Regions from separate parts of the Mus musculus genome. Here region 1 is linked to region 2. Evidence: chromatin loops called from intact Hi-C (ENCODE). Cell type or tissue: left cerebral cortex. All regions are shown on one strand. Links, peaks and the distances in the headings refer to the core of each region. The heading gives the core; the rest is flanking DNA.

What was found. Hi-C counts contacts between places; a loop is a spot of excess contacts. Peaks named below come from ENCODE experiments on the same cell type or tissue, not always from the same donor. Only the 100,000 strongest peaks of a DNase experiment are listed, where the experiment ranks them.
Region 1: a loop joins it to region 2, with 3 times the contacts of the local background. A loop is called at or near these places in 11 of 42 quality-filtered maps.

The regions. Positions count from the first base shown.
Region 1 is chr5:33,014,369-33,022,697 of GRCm38, forward strand. It overlaps Ywhah (tyrosine 3-monooxygenase/tryptophan 5-monooxygenase activation protein, eta polypeptide), which reads left to right and starts at 4,448. Exons shown (of 2, transcript NM_011738.2): 1 at 4,448-4,786. The coding sequence starts at 4,700. In left cerebral cortex, for the core only: CTCF peaks have their summits at 4,303, 4,508 and 7,457; DNase peaks (open chromatin) are centred at 1,335, 1,522, 4,355, 5,001 and 1 more place; H3K4me3 peaks cover 4,566 bases; H3K27ac peaks cover 6,723 bases.
Region 2 is chr5:32,924,528-32,932,856 of GRCm38, forward strand. Depdc5 (DEP domain containing 5) reads left to right here. Exons shown (of 43, transcript NM_001170567.1): 23 at 2,363-2,498; 24 at 3,318-3,412. Among named protein-coding and RNA genes, the nearest start is that of Depdc5, 65 kb to the left of the region's middle. In left cerebral cortex, for the core only: no CTCF peak of the experiment used is centred there; DNase peaks (open chromatin) are centred at 3,622, 5,732 and 6,422; H3K27ac peaks cover 3,669 bases.

The DNA of each region.
Region 1 (8,329 bases), core at 93-8,092, 90 kb after region 2:
ATCCCAAGGCTCTGAGGACAGACGAAACTCCAAGCCATACCCTCAGGTGTTTTCATCCTACCAGAGAAATGGCAACTTCCTAAGGAAGTAAGAGGCAGGTTCCTTGAAATAACAAGGAATCTGAACTTTATGGTCACAAAGATGGTAGTTCAAATGCTAACGCCTCTAACTGCAGGCCTTGGGTAAACAGGTACCTCTCTGAATCTCAGTTTCTCTATCTGCTCAATGGGTATAAGAGAAATAGATCAGATGTGCTGTTAAATGGTATAACACAATGCCTGATGCCTGCTGGTTGGCCAGTAATATCAACCTTATTGATATTTTTTGCAGAAAGCAGATACTAGAATCATGCTCAAAACAGGCAGAAATTGAAAGGCTTTTTTTTTTTTTTTTTTAGACAGGGTTTCTCTGTATAGCCCTGGCTGTCCTGGAACTCACTTTGTAGACCAGGTTGGCCTCGAACTCAGAAATCCGCCTGCCTCTGCCTCCCGAGTGCAGGGATTAAAGGCGTGTGCCACCACGCCCGGCTTGTTTTTGTTTTTGCTTTTTAAAAGTGCCCGCCACATAAGCTTGGTGACCTGAGTTTGGTCTCTGGAACTCACAGCAAAAGGAGAGAATTTATGTCACTTCAGCACACATACACATAATTTTAAAAAAAGAAAGGATGCAAAGGAGGAGTAGTTTAAAATAAAAAGGGACAGGTCTCACAGTGTAGCACAGGTTGGCCCCAAATTTGTCTCTTATCTATGTCTCAAGTGCTGTGACTACAGGTCTCTACCATGCCTGTTATTTCTTTAAAAGATTTATTTTGCTTATTTTAAGTTACATGTAGGTATTTATGTGTGTATGTGGATATGTGCACTGGATTGAGTTCAGGGATCCGAGAAGGCATCAGGACCTGGAGTTACAGGTGCCTGGGAGCTACCTGAGAGCGGGGCTGGGAGCCGACTCAGGTCCTCTCCAAGTGTAGCTCTTAGCCACTGAGCCATCTTTCCAGTGCCCTGCAGAGCATCTCCTGTTGGAGAAACCGGGGGAGCAGGCTCTTTGAAGGTGGGATTTGCTGGACCTATGTCATGGGACATGCCTTTAAACCTTACACTTTGGACACAAAGGCAAAAGGATTACAAGTTTGAAAGTTCGAGGTCAGCCTGGGCTATGTGAGGAGAACTTGTCTACAAAAAATAAAATTAAAAAAAGGGGTGGGGGGAGGAAGCAGTACTGAAGAAACAGAAAGGCTCGGAGGCAGAGATAAGGACATCTTAGTGGGTAGAAATTTGTGGGCAGAGTCTGGGAACATGGTGTGCCCAAGATGTCCAGGGAGTGAGTAATGAGTTTTAAAAGTGGCTTCAGGCTCATGTTGTAAAGAGCTAGGTGGAAACTCTGATATCGTTTAGTAGGGAAGGATCCTTCCATAAGCCCTGCGCTGCAGAGCAACCTCCCACCCCACCCTGGGGCTCTGCCTTCCCCAGTGGCCTTGGCCCTCACAGATTGCTTTGTTTCCTGAGTCAGGGCCAGTCCACCACAACCGTCTGGAAGAAGCCGGGAGGCTGTAGCAATCTGTTTGCCTCCTACTAACATCCTGGGAAGGAAAAGATGGTTTTTTAGCACAGTTGCCTGGCAGAGAACCTTGGCAAAGACTAGTGACCCTCTCCTTTACTTCCCATTTAAGGAACCATTTAAGGAGCACTTGACAGTTACAATCTCAGCCCAGTACTCAGAAGACCCTCAGAAGGTCACGGGCAGTGGTGCAGACAGTGGTGAAGACACATCTGGGACCAAGTGTCTGTACTGTGCTGCAGTTGGCAAGCCGAGCACTTGCCTGGCCTCCTTCCCCCTTACCTTTAGAATGGGAAGAGTGCTGGCCTCACCTTAGCTAAATGGTAGTGTACTGGCAAGCTGCCGCCTCATGACTGCTAGGAAATGAGGATTTGTTTCCTTGTTTCATCGATAAGGTCTCAGTCATTGATTGATTGATTGATTGTCAGGGTCTCCCTTATGTAGCTCTGGCTGTCTTGAAACTCACTCTGTAGATCAGTCTCTGCTTGAACTCAGAGACCCACCTGCCTTTTCCTCAAGAGCCCAGAGATTAAAAGTGTGTGCCACCATGACCAGCTTTATTTACTTATTTGGAGTGCTAGGAATTAAGCCGAGAGTCTTGCATGTGCTTTGCAGGTGTCCTACCATTAAATTGCATTGTCAGGCCAACACCTATCTTTAGGAGCAGGCCTGGCTTTACCTCTTGCCATGCTGTTAGATTTTCCAAAGCCCCCAGACTTTCAGAGCTAGAAAGTTGAGGTCAGGACCTCAGGGCCATACCCACCCGCCCTGGCACTCCATCTTTACAGAAGGCTAACTGTCCACCAATGAGACTGTGATGGGTGCTCACAAAGCCCGAGGAATCCGCTTGCCTCTACCTCCCCAGCACTGGGACTCAAGCATGTTTCACCACACCTGACTGGCTTCTTACCACTCCAGGCTTGTGCAGAGGGCACTTTCCCTCCCCGGAGCTCTGCCTCCAGCACTGAGCACCGGCTACATGCTCAATACTGCAGTAACCCCAGCAAAGGTGCAACTGGCTCATGCCAGGCTCAAAAACTGAGGTTTGCTGGAACTCGGGGCACGTGCCCGCAACCTGGGAACTCCAGGGGGGATGGTAGGAGAATCACAAGTTTGAGGCCAGCCTGGACTACATGTGAGACTGTTTCAATGTAACAACAACAAACTTTCAAATAAATAAGGACCTGGCAGCCATGAGCTGGGATTTGAGTGGTTAGAAGGTCCCCATCTGTTAAGTTTCACCATATTTGAAGAGCCACCTCTACTAACACAAATCCTGGTTAACAAACCAGGCTAATATTTCCCCTAACAAGTATCTTAAGTGTGTGACTGTGTGACAGTGACAGGTGATATGGGGGTGGCGCATGCATATATATATATATATATATATATATATATATATATATATATACACACACACACACACACACACACACATATATATATCATAGCTGGGTGTGGTGGCGCACACCTTTAATCCCAGCACTCGGGAGGCAGAGGCAGGCGGATTTCTGAGTTCGAGGCCAGCCTGGTCTACAGAGTGAGTTCCAGGACAGCCAGGGCTACACAGAGAAACCCTGTCTCAAAAAACAAAACCAACAAAAACAAAAACAAAAACATGGCTCCTGAGCAGTCTTCAACATGAGCACACACACACACACTCCTCAGTGAACCTAAGGCCCCTTCTTCTGTGCTACAGTGGGCTAGATTTTTCTTATGTGTGTGCATGGCTTCTCTTTGTGTAACAGCCGTGTGTGTGTGTGTGTGTGTGTGTGTGTGTGTGTTTCAGACAGGATTTCTCTGTGTATCCCTGACTGGCCTAGAACTCAGAGATATGCCTGCCTGTTCCTTTGTTTCCTGGCTACTAGGATTAAAGACATGTTCCACCATGCCAGACTGTTTTGTTTTAATTGCACTTTTTCTAGCTTGAGGTCCAACCCAGGGACCTTTAGCACAGAACGACAGGAGCGGTGAAGGCTTAGTGTCCAGTCCATCGCCACAGAAATCCAAGAAGACACTGAAATTAGATTTTGGCCCCTCCACAAATAGGATATGTCACCTTGCCTTGAATTTTTGTTCCTTCTTCCACTGAGCATCAGGCCCTCCAGGCCAACACTGCACCTCTGACCTATAATCACTAATTCCCTAAAAAGATTTGAACCAGGCTAAGTCGACCCTGATAGTTGCCAACTTTTGGTTTTCCTAGGTTTACCAGGGTTGTAGATTGCACTTCTGCTTTGAAGAATGGGGGACCTGCTGAGCCTTTCCCGGAGTGGTTGTATGAAATAGGTTAGTGCTAGTCAAGGCCCAACAGTAAGTCAGGTCCCCGTAGGTATGTCCTGAACGCTACTCCGCTCTGCCAAGTTCCCTATCCCTTCCTGTGCAAGCCAGAGCTGGCCCAAGGTCAGTTTTAAGGATGGCACTACCCTGCAGTATTGTGGATTCTAGTGTGTCTGTGAGGGGCTGTCCCAAAGGGCAGGACCCACCCCACGCCGCTGACAGAGCTGACCGCTTGCTGGAGGTGGCAACACCCAACAAAGCCGCCCCTCGGTCCGGGGCGCCTCGGCTTTTCCATACAGGGTTATCTGCGGGTATCTGCTTCTCAAGCCCGAGCTCTATCATGGGTTCTGTAGCGTTTTCCTGGCCAGGGCTGCGACAACGCCTGCCTGCGGAACCACCATCGCCGCGCCCCAGCCGCTCCCCACCCTCCAACGCTGCGGCGGTAAACTGCAGTACTCCTAAGGCGCCTGCGCAGCTCTCCAGCGCGGCCCTCGCCGCGGCTATTTATAGTAGGTGACGTCACCTTAAAAAGACCGTTAGGGCTGGGCCGCCCCGCCCCCTCCCGTAGCTCGGCGGGCTGATCCGAGTGCGCAGGCGTGGTCGCGTCCTCCCCGCCCGCCCGCCCGCCCGCGGCGCCCCCTATCCTCTCTCGGCGGCTCCGCGGCGCTCGCCACAGCGCGTGCAGCCAGCCAGCGAGAAGGCGCGAGCGGCGGCGCAGCCTGCAGCCTCCCGCCAGCCGGCGAGCCAGTGCGCGTGCGCGGTAGCGGCCTCGGCGGCGACCGGGAAGCGGACGGGCGGGCGAGCGAGCGAGCGAGTGAGCAGGCGGTGTGGGCGTGCGAGGCGAGGCCGAGTCGCGAGCGACATGGGGGATCGAGAGCAGCTGCTGCAGCGGGCGCGACTGGCGGAGCAGGCGGAGCGCTACGACGATATGGCCTCCGCCATGAAGGCGGTGAGCGCGCTGGGGAGCCGGGCGGCCGGGGGCTGCGGGGCGGGGCGGCCCGAGCCTGGGCGGCGGCTCTCTCCCTACGCGCCGCCACCTTTTGGGCGCGGCGGCCGCTGGACTCTCCGTTTCCTGCGGCCTGGCCGGGGCGGGGTCTCCCCGGGAGGCCTCTCGGTGGCTGGCGGGCGGGGGTCGCCGTGTCCTAGCGCAGAGCCCCGGTGGGGGAGGGGGTGCCCGAGGAAAGGAGGAAGTCGCGTTCCTGCTTCTAGACCCTTCTGCCGGACCTGGGCGAAAGGCGCTTTCCTTCCACCATTCACCCACTTGTAATAAAGGCTCATCCGCGAGTGGAGACCCATCTCCTGGTTTTCTCTACTACGACCGGTTTGGTTTGCTTGTCTGAAGTTGTTTTTTTCCCCCACTTTCCACACCTCGGGTCTGGCTTTGTGTGGGAAGACCCCTTTCCAGCAGTCCTGGGCGTGAAGGAGGGTGTGGGTCCCTGCATACATCCCAACGGTCCATGCTGCGTGCCTTCCTGGAGATGAAATGAAAACGAAGCAACCCTGGGGGCCTTTGCATTCCTGAGACCCTCAGAGATGGATTCTGGAGCTTGATTTCCGGTAAAGGAGACCTGCCCAGCCACACCCTAGTCAATAGCTTAGCCTAGAGCCTACCTGCCTACCCAAGACTTTGGAGTTCTGTTACCACATCACTATAGACAACTCTTCACATCATCCTGGGTTTTTTCTAAAAGAATATTTCTTGTCAAGGTCACACAGTGGCAGAATTACAACTGTGGCCACCTAGCTCTTAAGACTAGGGAGAAAATTTCCTTGGATTCCACCTTAGACTTCTAAATACATAAACATTTTTGAGGGTGAGACCCAGAAATCTGCATTTTAGCAGCCCTTGGGCAGTTTTTAGCTGACCTAAGTATTAACTGCCCTGAATTGTAGCTCATATGACCTATGGCTAGTCTTTGAAAGGCTTTCTTAAACCCACATACTCCATACACATTTAATTTGGAAATTGTATTTTGATACTACATGAAATAGAAAATTGAGGCCAACATTTAGGATTTTCTCAGGTAAGAACAATAATCAAGTTAGCTTTCCTCCAGGGTCCTTGTACACATTCAGCAGGATGTCTCTGGAATCCAGCAACATCACAGGCAGGCCATTTGTTGATTCCTTGGTGATACTGATTTCAGCATTATGGTATGCTTTTCTGGTTAGAAGCATTCATTTATACCAGGGAACATTCTAGGTTTGGGGTATGAATTTTTCTGAAGAAATTGTGGATTCTTTGAGAAAATGAATTTAAAATAACAGTTTTGCAAAATTTTTTGGAAACAAGACTGATATTACTAAAGTGTACCCTGAAAGCCACCTCTATCCACACACCAAGTCACTACTAAATGTCTAAATGTTTCTGGTATTGTGCAAGTTGAGGCCTCTCCCTGAACAGCTGGCTTAGGGGGCCTTTGCTCCATATGTGAGTGGGCTTGGAGGTTTGGGCAGTTTAGGGAGGACCTCTGAAAATGAAGAGGATACACAGTAAAGGGGAAATGGCCATCAGATGTCTGGAGCTATCAACTATCCTGAGGTGGGAAGAAAGGAAAGACTAGAGAGAGATTATAAGAAAAAAACAATTTTAGCAGGAAAAAAAAGAAAAGGTTTCTGGTGTGTTTCTAAATGGCCTTGAAGAGTGTTCTGCAATTTCCTGCTTGTATCCACAGATGTTCTCCGAGGCATTGAGGAAACATTTTGCAAAAGCTAATGGACCTTTGTGTTTGAAATTTATAATCTATGTCTAAAATGATTCATCAGTTGGAAAAGATATCAAACATTGAGAATTTAATATTTGTACCATCAAATTTATGGTAAAACATTCCCTCAAATAAACTGTTAAAAACGAGGAGTATTTTCTATCAGAATTCATGTTTGTCCCACCTGTATTAATGGGATGTACTTTTATCTCATTTGCCTGTTGGTATAGTTTGTAGATGAAATTCTTTTTTTTTTTTTTTTTTTTTTTTTTTGGTTTTTCGTGACAGGGTTTCTCTATGTAGTCCTGGCTGTCTTCGAACTCAGAAATCCACCTGCCTCTGCCTCCCAAGTACTGGGATTAAAGACGTGCACAACCACTGCCCGGCGTAGATAAAATTCTTAATAAATGTTAATGAGTCACCCATTAATAAACCTTAATTAAGCTTTTGGGAAGAGTGAATTCTAGTAAACTTATATTGTTTGCTTTAATTTTTCCCCTTTTAGATAGGGTTTCATGCATCTCAGGCTGGCCTCAAACACATTAATAGATGAGGTTGGCCTTGAACTCCCGATGCTGCGGCCTTAACTGTCAAATGCTGGGCTCACTGGTGCGAACCACCGTGCCTAGCTTATCTCGGGGTGAATGTGGCCTTGCTTTCAGGCAATTGAAAGGCAGGTAAGTATGTAGTTCTAGAGAGTGAAACAAGACACTGGCTGGATGGGATGATCTGAGGCCATTGTTCTGACTTTGAAAGTTAGTTCTCCTGGCTTCACGGTCTCTCAAGTATAAAAGTAGGAATGTTTGTACTACAAGTCATTTTTTGGTCTTTAATCTTCAAGGTTTTCTCTCAATTTAAATGGTTTAATCATATTGCTATAATGTTTCTTAATCCAGCAGCGTCACCTGGAGGACAGTAGTGGTAAACCTTAGGGATTGTGGCTGGGCTTGGAGCTCAGGTGGTAGGGAAGTTGGCCTAGTATGTTGAGGGCCCAGTTTTGATTCCCCAGCAACCTTCCCTCAGTACATTAGAAATAGTGGTGTTCCTTCAGATGAGTTGAAACTCAGTATGAAAAGTCAACACATGCTTCTGAACAGAAGCTCAGTAAAGAGACCTTTAAGCTTTTCCTGATCTCATACCTTGCCAGGTTGGTGGGGTTTAATGTGGACTCTGAAGCAAGCTTATTAAGTGGGATGAAATGTTACTGTAGAAGGACTAGGATATCAGGAAAAAGGGAAACTAGGCCTCCGGTGAATATTGGTAGGTAGAGAGGTGGGCATAATTCAGTCGCTTCTATTCCGGAATCAGTTATATCAAAACATAGGTGGTCATTGTGAAATTATAAAATAAAAACACCGTGTCGTACAGTCTTAGAGTCTCACTGACTTCAAACCCAGGATCCTCTTGCTCGGGCCTCCTGAGTGCTTGGCTTACAGGCTGTGCAGTCACACCCAGCTGCTGTAGTCTTAGTGTTGGCAGAGCATAAAGAGAAATGTTGGATTTGATGACTATGAAATTCAGGATGCAGAAGTGCATTTAAGGAAACATGAGTTGGACAAGAAGAGGTAAAGGCTCTTGTTGCCAATAGCTGGGAGATTGTGAGAAATGGGAGAAGCAGGTGCTGTGTAAAGGTGAATGCCCCGGGGAAGGCATAATCCTATGCTTTTTTCTTTTTTCTTTTTTTTTCCTTTTTTTGAGACAGGGTTTCTCTGTATAGCCCTGGCTGTCCTGGAACTCACTCTGTAGACCAGGCTGGCCTCGAACTCAGAAATCCGCCTGCCTCTGCT
Region 2 (8,329 bases), core at 95-8,094:
TTGAACACACACTTGAGGACAAGCTTTGTAACTGACCATCCATGTGAACCTAAGGGCTTTGCTTGTATGTTTGCTTGAAAGACCTGGGCTCTCCTGGCCCTCATTTTCACCCCTTACTTCTCTAAGCCCCACTTATGTTACTCTGTCATTTCTTAGGGGCTTCCGACAGGTGGATAAAAATAATTATTTTTACTTCAATTTTTTTGTTTTGTTTTGTTTTGGTTTGGTTTTGGTTTTGGTTTTTGGTTTTTCGAGACAGGGTTTCTCTGTATAGCCCTGGCTGTCCTGGAACTCACTTTGTAGACCAGGCTGGCCTTGAACTCAGAAATCCGCCTGCCTCTGCCTCCCAAGTGCTGGGATTAAAGGCATGCGCCACCACCGCCCGGCCACTATATTTTATAGCCAATCTTTTTACTCTATTCTGGCCTCAAGAAGATGACAGTAAGCATTTTTAAAGCTGTAGTTAAAATTAAACTTCAGCTTAATGGACTTGTGCTGGGCTAGGAAAGAACAGATATGCTAGGCTCCATTTTGTGTTGTGTTGTGTTTGTTTGTTTGTTTAATGGGAACCATCTTGCTGAACTGTTAGAAGTGTTATTTTCTTTTACACTTGATTTTACTGTTAAATGAAAATGAAATAAATCTGGTTTACTTGGCTGTAAGTGGAGGACATTCCAATCCTGCTTTGTCCCTTATCACTGCTAAAATCACACAAGTTGCTTCTGGTGTCTTTTGCTTTCTTTTCTGTCATTAATACTAGAGTCTGAGACATTGCTCTGTTTCTCACTTTTCTATTTTCTTTTGCTTCTTATTTATTTTGAGGCAGAGTCTCATGCAGCCCAGACTAGTGTTGAACTTTGCGTGTAATGGAGGATGACCTTGAACTTAAGATCATCACCGCCAGGCCACCTCATGTGATGCAGGGGATCAAGTCCTGTGCTTCCTGCTTCCTGCGTACTAGGCCAGAACTGTCTCAATTAAGTGACATCTCCAGCCCCCAGGCTGAGATCCTTGTCTCTGTCTCTGTCTGTCTCTTCCCTCCTCTGCATACATGTGGATATGTATGTGTGTGTGTGTGTGTGTGTGCATTCACATACAAGTGTTCATACATGTGAAGGTCATAGTGGCCTCTGTTGCTCTTAGCTTAGGAGACAGGCTCTCTTATTGAAGCTGGAGTTCATTGTTGGGCTAGACTAGCTTCCAAATAAGCCCCCAGAATTCTCCTGCTCTGTCTTCCTAGCATGGGGTTACAGGTACATAGTGCACACCTCATTCATGCTGGGGGCCTGAACTCAGGTCCTCACATTCGCTTGGCAAGCGTTTTATTTGATTGAGCCATCTCCCCAGAGAACTTTCTACCATGACCTCCATTCATCTCTTTGTGTTTTTCCTACCTCACCCTTCATGACCACATTACTAAAAAAAAAAAAAAAAAAAAAACTAGCCAAAAAACCAAAAACCCCTCGTCTCCAGACTGTTGACTTGTTTATCCTCTTGTACACATGACCCACTAGTAACTAAGACCCTTCTTTCTTCACCAGGCCGCCCAAACCTTCTTTTCCCTTCTTAACTCAATTTCTTGATCTCCACACTTTTTACTTCTTTCACATTTGGGGTTTCATAGCTAGTTCTTCTCCCCAGATGAATCTTTCTTCAACCTTACTAACCCTTTGTAACCTTATTTATCCTCTAAGTTGTGTATTTCCAGGAAGTGCCTTTTACTAGACGTGACTAATTCTGACCTCTCTTGTTGTATCTTTTTTGTGCTTAAGCACCATTGATTCCTAGAGTCACACTTTTACTTTTTGGTTTGCTTTTGTTGTTGCTGATTATGTGAGTGTTGTATGTATGCCAGTGCGCACTTGCGCTTTGTTTGTTTGTTTTTTGAGACAGGGTCTCTCTGTGTAACCCTGGCTGTCCTGGAATTCACTCTGTAGACCAGGCTGACCTTAAAGTCAGAGATCCACCTGCTTCTGCCTTTGAAGTGCTGGTAAAGGGGTGTGCTAAAGGTGTAGACCACCATGCCTGACTTGTTTTTTTTTTTTTTTTTTACTTTCCTCCTCTTGTCATCTTTTGATCCTTCTATACTTGGCTGTTTCTGTATGGCATCTCCATAGTATTGATGAAACTGATGGTCCCAAATGTTCTTAACACACTGGACATGATGAAGCATGGGGCCTGTTTGGAGAAAGAGTCCTTCCTCTGTGGGAGCCTGATAGTTCCTTGTCTAATGTTCCTCTTGCTGGGCTCTTTTGTCAGATCTCTCCCATAGCTCAACAGCTGGGAAGAAGGAAGAGTATGTTTTTGTGTGGAGCCTGAGCTGTCGGGGGGCATAACATTCAGTGGTTCTTTGTCTGCCTAGGCCCATCTGGAGAGGCCATCCAGATCCATCATCAGACCCGGCAAAACATGGCAGAGCTGCAGGGCAGCAGGCAGAGGGACCCTACCCACTCCTCTGCAGAGCTGTTGGAGTTGGCATACCATGAAGCTGCCGGGAGGTGAGGTTTGCACAGTGCTGAACAGACAGCTGATGAAATGGCACATTGTGACTTAGAGCACACTCGGTCAGGACCCTCCTTTGTCAGCCAGTGTCAGTCCCATCCCTGGGTACAAGCCATCTGCCTGGCATTTTGCCTGTAATATTACCAAGGCCCTGCTTAGGTATATTTTGAGCTTACATTTTGTAAACTTCCTAGTTTTCTTCCAAACCTTGGTCAAAGGCGAAAATGAGCTATCTATTTTTTTATCTCAGGGTTAGCCTATAGAATGCTGGGACAGGAGATTCAGCCTTAGACAGCCTTCCTTTACTTGGCATGTTGGTTTTTTAACAAAATATTTTATAAAGCCTCTGAAGAGTCAGTGTAGGAAGAAAGACACTTAAGCCTTGATGAACATATTGGTCCTAAATTGCTTTGGGAACCACTTTGCAAAGAGCAGCCTTCTTGGTCCCTTCCTTAGACATTGGACATCTTCTTTGCTGGGGGTGTTCATGGGAGATCTGGATGGTGTGTGGCCCTTTTCACCAGGTTTACTGTGGTATATCCTTTCAGGCATTTTATATCTTTCCTTTGTTATTAAGCGGGCAGAAAGGGTCTAGCATGGTGGTAGGTAAGCAACCAGGGAGAGTGTTCAAGGCTGACACAGAAGTGAAGCACTACTACATGATTGAGGTGTGGATCCTAAGTGTTGCTTCTTTTTCATTAGCGTTTCCAATCCCATATGCCCTCTCCCATACACTAGGATACAGGGTGAACAGGAAAAAAAAAAGTGATGATCTACATTAATTAATCCAGGTGGCCTGGCTTTGTTCTCTGCAGGCACAGCACTTCCCGCCAGCCTGGTGACAGCATGTCCTTGAACTTCAGTGGAACGGAAGAGCTTTCTGTCAGCCTGCTTAGCAACAGCAGTACAGGTAACTCATCTAAGAAGAGGTGGGATGCTCCAAGCAGCCTCACATCTAGAAGAGACACAAAGGCCAGAAAAGCAGGACCATGTCTATTTTGGGGATCTTTTCAGCCACATGTCGTGGTGACCTATTTAGAAGCACTGCTGTATAATGCATGGGATTATAAATGGGCTGCACATTACATTTTTAGCTGAGAACATGTTGGTCAAGACATATTTATCATCGCTTTGTCAGGGAGTCCTGGCTGAGGGCTTGTGAGGTGTTGAGGGCAGCACCAGAGTCCGAGTAGGAGTAGTCTGTACCCTCAGAAAAACAAGCCCACAGGGGAACATTGTGATCTCTGTTATATCATCACAGAATAAAAAGAAGCCTGTGGGTGGTAGCATACACCTTTTCAATTCCAGCACTCCAGAGGCAGAGACAGGCAGAGCTCTGTGAGTTTGAGGTTAGCCTGGTCTACATAGTGAGTTCTAGGCCAGCCAATCCTATATAATAAAATACTGTCTCAAGAGAAAGAGGGTGGAGGGAGGCCATGTGGTTATGCTGAAAAGTAAGTGTGCATCTCAGGCTTGAGGGGTGGAGATTGGCTTGGTGGAAAGTTATAAGGAACAGATTCTTCTTTTTTACTCTTTCTGACACTTTTATTATCCAGTAATCCCAGGGAGGCATGTATTACTAAGTACAGTACATGGACAGTTGATGCCTAGATATGCAGAGGTACTAAACTAACCTCTCAAAGCAGCCTGGCACCCTCATTTGAGCATTCTAGTCAGCGTGTCAGGGAACATGAGTTTGGAAAGCTACCTTTTCTGCAAAGCGGGTATTGTACAAGATGAGTGTGGGAAGATTTAAACAACAGGATGGCTGCTTCATCATGTCTGTGTCCTATAAAATGGCGTGTATTTCTAGAACTTGGCTTAAGGTTTATGGAAGTAGGGGCTGGAAAGATGGCTCAGCAGTTAAGAGCAACAGTTGCTCTTCCAGAGGACCCAGGTTCAATTCCCAGCACCCACATGACAGCTCACATCTGTCTGTAACTCCAGTTCCAGGGGTTCTGTAAATTAAAAAGAAAATAGAAAAGGATTTGGAAAGTAAAGCTGTGTAAAGGGGGCCAGTGATATTGTTTTTAGTCACTGGTGGGTTAATCCAGCCATGTTCCTATAGCCCAAGTATAAGTGCTTACATCGACAGTAAGAGATCCCCAAATGGTTTTAGTCGCCTTCTATTCATTCATTTTAAATGAGAAACAAGTAAAAGTTTGTTTGGTACTGTGGAAATAGTTTCAGTCATATATTCAGGGTGCTTAAATGGCTGCAAGATTTTCTTAAGTGCCTGCAGAATGTCACAAAGGCAGCGATTCTATCACTTGGCTGAAGTAGGAAGCCAGATTTTAGGAACCAGTTTGAGTTTTCCTGGCTTTGGGGTAGAAGGTTACTAAGGAGGGCTGATCTGGGTTTCTGGACCATTCTTTGAGCTAGCTAGACTAGTGATTAGAAGCAGGAAGAATTAATTGAACCCAGATGGTAGCAGCCAGCACCAGGATCTACTCAGAAGAGCCCAGTACCATGGAGTATTGCTGAGATACCACATGGTTCCCTCTATGTAGCTTTTGGAATCTTAAGTTTCCTGTTGAGAACAGAGTGAGCTTTAAAAGGGTCTTGGTTTGAAGATGGGTGTGCAAGATCTTTACGTGATATTGTCATAGCCTCTAAGCCGAGAGTTTCCTGGCACCCTTTGTCATCACAATCCACACTATTCTCTTGAGGCAAGGTCTTTCTCTGAACCTAGAGGTAGACTTGCAGCCAGAAAGCCCCCTCAAGTCTCCTATCACTGTTCCCTACAGCATGGTTCTTATAGGCACAACACTAACAAGTGTGGCTTCCAGGAATTTGAACTCCGTCCTCTTGCTCGGACACTACAAGCTCTTACCTGTTGCACTGTCTCCCCAGGTATGGTTTGCTTCCTTAATTCGCAAAACTATACCTCTTTCAGAAGTGTTTAAACTTCTATTTACAGGAATCAGAAATTATAAAGATATCAGTTCTCATATCCTCAGTGGCCTTTGACTTGTATCTCCTTTGGGATTCTTTTTGAGGCAGTTCCCTTATGTGATAACAAGGATGAGAGAAAGCCCTCTCACTAGGATTTGGACTGTAAATCATTCAGATGTAGTGTGGTTTTCACATCTCTACTAAATTAGAATATGTAGATAATGCAATGTGTTGTGACTGACAGGCAGCTTCAGGGATATGGGTACAGTTCAGTACTAGACCACTTGTATAACATGCACAAAGCCCTGGCTTTGATCCCAGGCCCAGGGGTGGGGGTTAGGCAAGGTGCTCAGGAGTGGCAGTGGAAGTGTCACTAGAGGAGCAGAGGAAGCTGCAGCAGAGTGTTGCAGAGCTTCTGCCTTAGGTTGTACTAGCAGGCTGTTAAAATCAACTTCTGGAACAGTGCAAGACTATATAGAGTTCTAAAGGAAATCGTTATATGATCCGAGATACTTTATTAATTTGATGTAATGTGACATTTTGTTTCTTGTTAAAGTATTACATGAAACAAAACAAACAAATCCCATCCATCTAGATCCGTGTCCCCACAGCATTATGAGGGTCAAAAGTAGGCTGGGTTTGGTAAGGACAGAACTTAGAATTCTTGTTCTGGAGCTAAACTCCAGATAAACTGCATTCCGAATGCCTTTAATCCCAGCACTTGGAAGGCAGAGGCAGGCAGATCCCTGAGTTCAAGGCCAGCCTGCTCTACAGACTGAGTTCCAGGACCTCCAGGGCCACATAGAGAAACCCTGTCTTGAAAAACAAAACAATCCTTGTTTTGTTACAGAATACATTGAAAAACATAGCTAATAAACATTTCACTTATTAAAAACAAGAGAAAAATCAAGAAAACCAGTTCTGTGACCCTACCTCTGCCTCCTTTGGCTTGAAGCTTCTGCCGTCTGCAGGTACCCAAGTGTGACTCAGACTTCCTGCATCTGGACCTGATTCATGCATGAGTCATGCCTCTCAGAATACTGTCTCTGTGGGTTCCCTTTTGGCTCTGCAGGAGTTTGTTTTGAGCAGGGTTGTGAGACCTTGTAGCTGTATTGTTCACTTCTCTATGCTGTTAGCAGCGTAAAGGCAGTTAGTGGGTCTTGGTAGATAGATTTCTATCCTTCTGCCTTTTTACTGGTATTGGAGAGACTGAAGCTAGGACCTTACATAACTAAGCACTTACCTACCTAGTTATGTATCAAGAACCTATTTAAACAACAAACAGGATTGAAATACTGCTCAGTTGGTGGAGTGCTGGGTCCAGGGTCCCATGCCTGTCCTACATGAAAAGCTGGGATTGGTGGAAGTAGATGCCAACAGAAAATGAACTCAGTGGCATCTTTGGAGGCTACATATCTTATAATGTCATAAATGTCATGTCGGTCAGGGCTTTTAAAACATTTTCCTTATTGTGTTTATATATATGTGTGTTTCTTTTACTGTATAGATCCTTTGTGTATATATTATTGCTTCCAGTGTTTTTATGGGATCCCTGATAGTGTGAACAAGTAGTCTAGGATCTCTATCTGTTTCTTGTGCCTTTTTAAAGGCTCTTTTCCTGTTTTGTTCTATTCTTATGTATTAGTTTTTGTTTATATTATATCTTATTATTATTCCTTAGAAGCATGTTTGCTTTCTAATGAGAGACAAAAGGAAATGGATCCGGATGAGAGGGGAGGTAGGAAGGAACCAGGAGAAGTAGAGGGAGGGAAAACAATAATTATGATAGTATGTGAGGAAAAATAGATCTTTTGTTTGCTTGTTTTGAGACAGGGTTTCTCTGTGTGGCTCTGGCAGCCCCAGAATTCACTGTGTAGACCAGTCTGGCCTTGAACTCAAAATCCACCTGCCTCTGTCCACTGAGTGCTAGGATTAAAGGCGTGCACCACCATCCCCTGCTTTGGTTTGAATTGCTTTGCTTTGCTTTTTTCTAAATATTTATTTATTTATTTATTTATTTATTTATTTATTCTATTCATGTGAGTACATCGTAGCTGTCTTCAGGCATACCAGAAGAGGGCATCAGATCCTATCACAGATGGTTGTGAGCCACCATGTGGTTGCTGGGATTTGAACTCAGGACCTCTTAACCACTGAGCCATCTCTCTAGCCCCCCCCCAGCTTTTATTTTCAATAAGAGGAAGAAAAATCCAAGTAGAAGAAAAGGAAGGGAGGGATGGGGAGAGGGAAGAGGAAGAAAGGAAGGGAAAGAAGCTGGGCTTAGGGAGTTACAGAGTTGGCTCAGCAGGTAGGAGCTCTTGGTGCTTTATAGAGGTTGTGATTCCCATATGGTGGCTTGCAACCATCTGTAACTCAAGTTCCAGTTGTCTGATGCTCTCTTCTGACTTCTGTGGGCACCAGGCATGAATATGGTGCACAAACATACATGTAGGCAAAACTGTTTGTAAAATTGAATAAGCAGAGAAACTGGGCTCAGCCCTGGGAGAGAGGAAGGAGGTCTGCAAATTCAGGACCATTCTCTGCTGCCGGCGAGCGTGAGGTCAGCACGGGACACAAGAGACCCTGCCTGGCAATAACAGACAAAACAGGCGCAAACGCATCTCACTGTTTAATTTGCTGTTTCCTAAGTGGACACTGGTGTGGAATCTATTTTTAAATGTGCTCGTTTGCCTTCTGTGTGTGGTGTTGAAGGGTCTATTTAAATATTTTGTTCATTTATTTATTGGGTTGTTAATTTTCTTCCTCTTGAGTTTTGAGAGATCTCTTTATATTCCAGATGCAAGTCCTTTTTCCAGATTATGTGATTTTTCAAGTGCTTTCTCCTGTGTTATTGCTTTTTTTTTCTCTAAAGATTCACAAAGAATTTATAAATACATGTTATAGTTGAGAGGGATTCCAGTGACACAGAGGT